Regions from separate parts of the Homo sapiens genome. Here region 2 is linked to region 1. The links are chromatin loops, found by intact Hi-C in ENCODE. Cell type or tissue: CD14-positive monocyte. All regions are shown on one strand. Each heading gives the region's core, and the rest is flanking DNA. Links, peaks and the distances in the headings are about the cores only.

Region 1 (3,465 bases), core at 580-3,079:
AAGAATAAGAAAAGATTTTATTTTACCTTCACTTACTTCTCTCTGATGCTCTCCCTTTTTTTACATACATTTTAGTTTCTGACGTATATCATATTCCTTCTCCCTGAAGAACTTTTAATATTTCTCAAAGGGAAGAGGTACTGCCAGTGAATTCTCTGTTTTTATTTAAAGAAATTTTTTTGTTTGTTTTTTGTTTTGTTTTGTTTGAGACAGAGCCTTGCTCTGTCGCCAGGCTGGGGTGCAGTGGCGTGATCATCTCAGCTCATTGCAACCTCCACCTCCCATGCTCAAGCAATTCTCCTGCCTCAGCCTTCTAAGTAGCTGGGATCACAGGCGCCCGCCACCAGCCCCAGTGTCGTATTTTTAGTAGAGACAGGGATTCACCACGTTGGCCAGACTGGTCTCGAACTCCTGACCTCAGGCGATCCACCCGCCTTGGCCTCCCAAAGTGTTGGGATTACAGGCGTGAGCCACCGCGCCCGCGTAAATAAGTCTTTATATTGAGTTTCTTTTTCAGAGATTTAGAAAAAAATGGGAAAAAAGTAAGTTCTTTACTTCTCCTTTGCACCCGAAGAATAGTTTCACTGGATGTAGAGTTGCACGTTTTTGGTTTGGTTTGGTTTTTTTTTTTGCTTGCGTGGTTTCTGACAAGTCTGCTGTAATTCTTATTCTTTCTGCTCTACATGTAAGGATTTTTTTTCCTTTTGATTCTCTTAGTCTTTGGTTTTCTGCAGTTTGAGTATGACATGCCTATGTGTAGATTCTTTGGTATTTATCTTGCTTGATGTTTTCCGAGCTTCCTGGATCTGTGGTTTGGTGTCATCGATAATTTTGGAAAACTCTGAACTATGGTTAATTCAAATACTTCTGCTCCTTTTATCTCTTTCTGGCATTCCCATTATGCTCATGTAACACTTTTGCCCCACAATTCTCCAATATTCTGATTTTTTTTTTCCGTTTTTTTCTCTTTGCATTTCAGTTTGGGAAGTTTCTATTGACATATCTTCAACTCAGTGATTCTTTCTTCAGCCATATCCATCCTATTGATGAGCCCTTAGAGATTCTTCATTTCAGTTAGCATTTTTGGTTTGCAGCAATTTCCTTTTTGTTCTTTTGTCCATCACTCCTCTTACATTGCCCATGTTTTCTTGCCTATCACCCACTTTTTCCATTAGAGCCCTTAGCATATTAATTGTACTGATTTTATTATTATTACTATTATTTTGAGATGGAGTCTTGCTCTGTTGCCCAGGCTGGAGTGCAGTGGCACAGTCTCGGCTCACTGCAACCTCTGCTTCCTGGGCTCAAGCAATTCTCCTACCTCAGCCTCCCGAGTAGATGGGATTACAGGCACCCGCCACCACGCCCAGCTAATTTTTGTATTTTTAGTAGAGATGGGGTTTCACCATGTTGGCCAGGCTGGTCTCGAACTCCTGACCTCAAGTGATCCACCCACCTTGGCCTCCCAAAGTGCTGGGATTACAGAGGTGAGCCACTGTCCCCAAACTAACCAGTAATTTTAATTTCTCCGTGTGGTAATTCTAAAATCTCTGCCGTACCTGAGTCTGGTTCTGATGCTCACTCTCTCTCTTCAGATTTTTTTTTTTGCCTTTTAGCATGTCTCGTTATTTTTGGTTGCAAAGTAGACATGAAATATCAGATCCAGCCGTGTGCTACATGATGATGTTTTGGTCAATGACAGACCACATACACCATGGTAGTCCCGTAAGATTATAATGGAGCTGAGAGAGTCCTGTCACCTAGTGACATTGTAGCCATTGTAACATCGTAGTACAATTTTTTTTAATCGATTTAGTGTAGCCTCTGTGCAGTATTGAGAAAGTCTACCATAGTGTACAGTCATCTCCCAGGCCTTTGCATTCACTCACCGCCGCAGTCACTGCCTCAGTCACCGACTCACTCACCCCTCACTCACTGACTCACTCACCCCTCACTCATCCCTCACTCACTGACTCACTCACCCTTCACCCCTCACTCACCGACTCACTCACTCCTGACTCACTCACCCCTCAGTCACCGACTCACTCACCCCTCACTCACTCCTCACTCACCCCTCACTCACTCCTCACTCACCAACTCACTCACCCCTCACTCATCCCTCACTCACTGACTCACTCACCCCTCACCCCTCACTCACCGACTCACTCTCCCCTCACTCACTGACTCACTCACCCCTCACCCCTCACTCACCGACTCACTCACCCCTCACTCACTGACTCACTCACCGACTCACTCACCCCTCACTCACGACTCACTCACCCCTCACTCACGACTCACTCACCCCTCACCCCTCACTCACTCCTCACTCACTCCTCACCCCTCACTCACCGACTCACTCACCCCTCACTCACTCCTCACCCCTCACTCACCGACTCACTCACCCCTCACTCACCGACTCACTCACCCCTCACCCCTCACTCACCGACTCACTTACCCCTCACCCCTCACTCACCGACTCACTCACCCCTCACTCACGACTCACTCACCCCTCACTCACCCCTCACTCACTCCTCACTCACCAACTCACCCCTCACTCATCCCTCACTCACTGACTCACTCACCCCTCACTCACCGACTCACTCACCCCTCACCCCTCACTCAATGACTCACTCACCCCTCACCCCTCACTCACCCCTCATTCACCCCTCACTCACGACTCACCCCTCACTCACCCCTCACTCACCGACTCCTCACTCACCCCTCACTCACCCCTCACTCACGACTCACAACTCACTCACCCCTCACTCACGACTCACGCACCCCTCACTCACCGACTCACTCACCCCTCACTCACCAACTCACTCACCCCTCACTCACCCCTCACCGACTCACTCACCCTTCACTCACCGACTCACTCACCCCTCACCCCTCACTTACCAACTTACTCACCAACTCACCCAGAGCAACTGCCCATGCTGCACACTCCAGTGCTGGTAAGTGCCTTATGCAGGTGAACCATTTTTTGTCTCTTATGCCATATTTTTACTGTAGGTTTTCTATGTTTAGATGTGTTTTAGGTACACACACCCTTGGCACTGTGTTACAACTGCCTACAGTATTCAGTAACACACTGGGGTGTGTAGCCTGGGAGCACAGGCTGTGCCATACAGCCTAGGTGCGTGGTACGCGGTAAGTGCACTCTGTGACGTTTGTACAATGATGAACTTGCCTCATGACGTGTTTGTCAACGCATCCCCCATCAGTAAGTGCTGCTTGACTGAAAGGTGAAGTAAGTGTGCCTTGTTTGGAGGGCATCCATCCCCTTAACCTGGCTGGCACTCGGGCTGTGTTTAATCCTGCAGTGGCTGTAAAATTCCTCGAGTGTCCTTGTTTTGTCTCCCTGTTGTCGTGGAGTTTCTCCGAGCATGCCTTCCACAGCCTGCGCCTGGGCCCTTTCCACTCCCACCCAGGATGTTATGCTGGAGCCTGCAGGGCTGGGAGGGG
Region 2 (3,120 bases), core at 548-3,047, 270 kb before region 1:
TTCACAGGATCTTCATCATGGAAATGGCCCGCACCTCGCTGACCCCGTAATAATCCCACCTCGGGGTCCACGCTGCAGCAGAGTCCCAGGGTTCTCTAGCGCATCTCTGGTGCCCAATAAAACCTAAGTCAATTGGATTGAATGTTTCGTGCTAAATTTTCTTCCTGTCTTTAAGGTTTCTACATAGTAAACACTTGCCACAATGTTACCAACTTACGACAAGCCATGTAAAGAAACTGCTGCATCTCAGGGACTCTTCAGCTGCCTGACCACCTCCAATTTGCAGATTTAAATGCAATTTTATTTCACCTTTGATCAAAATATGTACATAAGTTTCAACTTCAGGACATTCCTTATACTGCATAAAGCTTTGTCCTTTTCCAAAATTCCTTTAATTATTTCATATTTAGTACCTGAAACATCTCAGAAAATTAAATATCCTCATTTTTACACTTGAAAAAGTTCAGGTTTAGAAAGGGCAGCATCTCCCAAGGCCACGAGGGCTGTTGGAGCCGAGATTCACCTCCTGATGCTCAGCATGAGCCCTGGGAGCCCCACTGCAAGCTGCAACTACGCTGGACAGGTCAGAGGGAGGGAGAGGGGCCGCCACACTGCCCAGAGGCCAGACGGTCAAGAACCTGGGGTGGTCTCCTGGACAGAGGAGGGTGCTCTCGGCTGTAGCCGAGGCCGGTTCTGACACCTGTACCCGCACCCCACACCTCGCGTGTGCTCTTTTATAGCCGCAGGGATCAGCCCTCAGGAACACAGAAGCACTGGGGCCTCGGCTGGCTGGGGCTGCTGTGGAATCTCACATCATCTCCCCAGTCGTAGATGTTGATGCGGTTCGGTTCTGTTTTGTTTGGACCCTCTGGTCAAGTTGTCAAAGACAAAGAAATTAGCCCCAGCTTTGCGGGTCTTGTCAAAGACAAAGAAATTAGCCCCAGCTTTGCAGGTCATGGGTAACCCAACAAAGCACTAACGAGAGGATCGCGTAGCCAGGTCCCTGCTGTGCCACGTGCAGACTCCACGCAGGCCCACGCCATCTCAAGTGTGCATTTCTGGGGCTGACCATGAACTACTGCACAGACAGCACGTGCAGAAAGAAGGATCGGAACCTGACACAAAGCCCGGGTGCCTGGATGCCTGGTCTGCCAGTCAGTGGGCAGAAGCGCAGCCAGGGCCCTCGCAACACTGGCCATGGAGATGTCCAGGGCTGGGGTCACAGGTCAGCACTGGGCCCCACCCTCACCGCTAGTGACTCAGGGATTTGCAGGGAGGGAGGGAGGTGATTAACAGCCCTGAAGATAGTTCATGAACAGAAACCACTCGCTAATCTTTGCAAAGCCCCAGGCTGCGGAGGAGTGATTTTATCTGATGATATCCTCAGAACACTATTACTGTCAACACCGTAATAAACTGAGGTGTCAGACTGGACTTTTGGGGGATGGAAGAGCATATTCATGCTGCAATCTTCATCACAGTTTGGCCCTGCAGAACCTTCCAGAACAGCCACCCCCTCCTGCTTGCCTCATGACCCAATTACTCTCCAACGATGCAGTCACCTTCCCATTGACAGCAGAGGTCCCGGCCACAGGGGCAGCGGGCAGTCTGCCAGCCACATCTTCACTCTGTTTTGTCGTTAATCCTCAGGCAAAGCTGGGCCCAGCTCCCAAGGCTGGAAGGCGCCCAGTGCAGAAGAGAGACAGGGAGAGAAGGAGACCAGGGAGGGTAGGAGAGGGGCAAGGGGAAGAGGGATGGCTGGGCCGGCTTTCCAGGAGAGGAGAGGGACGCCAGCCCCCAGGGCTCTGAGCCCGGAGTCCCTCCTCACACCTGGCCCCTTTGCAATTCACCTGGTGTACAGAGGGCATTTCTGAAATCTTTGCTCCAGGAGGTGAATTTCAGCAGAATACCCATTGTTTGTATGAGGCACAGACCGGAGGGGACCTTGGTTGAATAACCAGTAATTGCAGGCACTCCCATGATCCACCTGGGAGGCTCGTCAGTTTTCTAAAACAGACACCATTGCTCAAGCCTGTTTACTTTTAAAGCACACAATAATGCTCGCTTGCTAGTTTGTTTTTGTCCTGCTAAATCTTTGAAAGGCTTTCCATAACTCCTGTCAAATGTTGCCAAATTCAACGCAGTTGGCATTTAAATATAACTTTGGAATCATGCACTGTTCCTTTTTCATAACTGACTGCGACTGGGTTGGGAAGGTAGGAGGGTGCACTCCCGGCCGAGCTGCTTGGGGCTCCAGGGCTGGGCCACATCCTTTGCTGCTGGTGCCTCAGGTCTAGAATCGGGCCCCAGGATTCCTCATCCAGACAAGCTCTGAGACTCAGAATATTCCCAGTTTTAGAGAAGTGGTACAGTGCAGATCCCAGAAGTCTCCTAACACCTGTCACCAAGCATTTTAATGTTTCTGCGGTAAGACTCAGACACGCTCACGCTCAGTTAGGCGCGTGAAGACCTGGGCAGACTCAGTCATCTCAGACCAGGTCCTGCTGCCCAGCAACCCCCAGAGAGCTTCCCGTGCTCCAGAACTGCCGGACTTGGGAGCGGCGGGCGAGGGGCTGAGGGAGGAGCTGCCGGTGTGGGCGTGAAGCCGCCAGGCTCCGCCTGTGCCCGCCACAGTGCTTGGCGTTCGTGAGGTGAGGCCCAGGCAGTGGGCCATGGTGCTTCCTGGCCTGGCCTGGGCACCGCAGCTCCTCCCTGCGGAGGCCGGTCTGATGCCGGGGTCTGAGCTCCTGTCACAGAGGTGCCATCAGGAAGACAGAAACCGAGGCCACAGAACCAATTAAACCAGGAGGACATCCGTGGATGTATTTGCTACATGCTGTTTCCTTTTTCTCTAGTGCACATCTTTTTAAAATAAGAGCCTTTCCCTACAGAGCCAAAATCGAATTATCATACTTAACAAAACATATATCCTTCATATCAGCCAATATCTAGTACATTTTCCAGTTTCTCCAGTTGAACACAATTTCCTCTGAAGGCAGGTTTGTCTAAGGAAGATCAGACGTGGAACCAGTTCTGCCACCTGCCTCGCCGAGGAGGCCAGGTGTCCGGGAAAGGTCCCCCCCGGGCCTGTTGGTGCCGCCACCTGCCTTGCCAAGGAGG

What was found. A loop is a pair of places that touch in the nucleus more often than their neighbours do. Peaks named below come from ENCODE experiments on the same cell type or tissue, not always from the same donor. Only the 100,000 strongest peaks of a DNase experiment are listed, where the experiment ranks them.
Region 2: it touches region 1 in a loop (6-fold over the local background); 5 of 110 quality-filtered maps call a loop at or near these places.

Annotation. Positions count from the first base shown.
Region 1 is chr2:241,619,108-241,622,572 of GRCh38, reverse strand. The region is part of intron 2 of THAP4 (THAP domain containing 4); the gene reads left to right. Among named protein-coding and RNA genes, the nearest start is that of THAP4, 16 kb to the left of the region's middle. In CD14-positive monocyte, for the core only: no CTCF peak of the experiment used is centred there; DNase peaks (open chromatin) are centred at 2,082 and 2,672; H3K27ac peaks cover 1,004 bases.
Region 2 is chr2:241,891,005-241,894,124 of GRCh38, reverse strand. The region is part of intron 2 of LINC01237 (long intergenic non-protein coding RNA 1237); the gene reads right to left. FAM240C (family with sequence similarity 240 member C) reads left to right here. Exons shown (of 3, transcript NM_001382368.1): 3 at 1-137. Among named protein-coding and RNA genes, the nearest start is that of FAM240C, 7.9 kb to the left of the region's middle. In CD14-positive monocyte, for the core only: no CTCF peak of the experiment used is centred there; no DNase peak of the experiment used is centred there.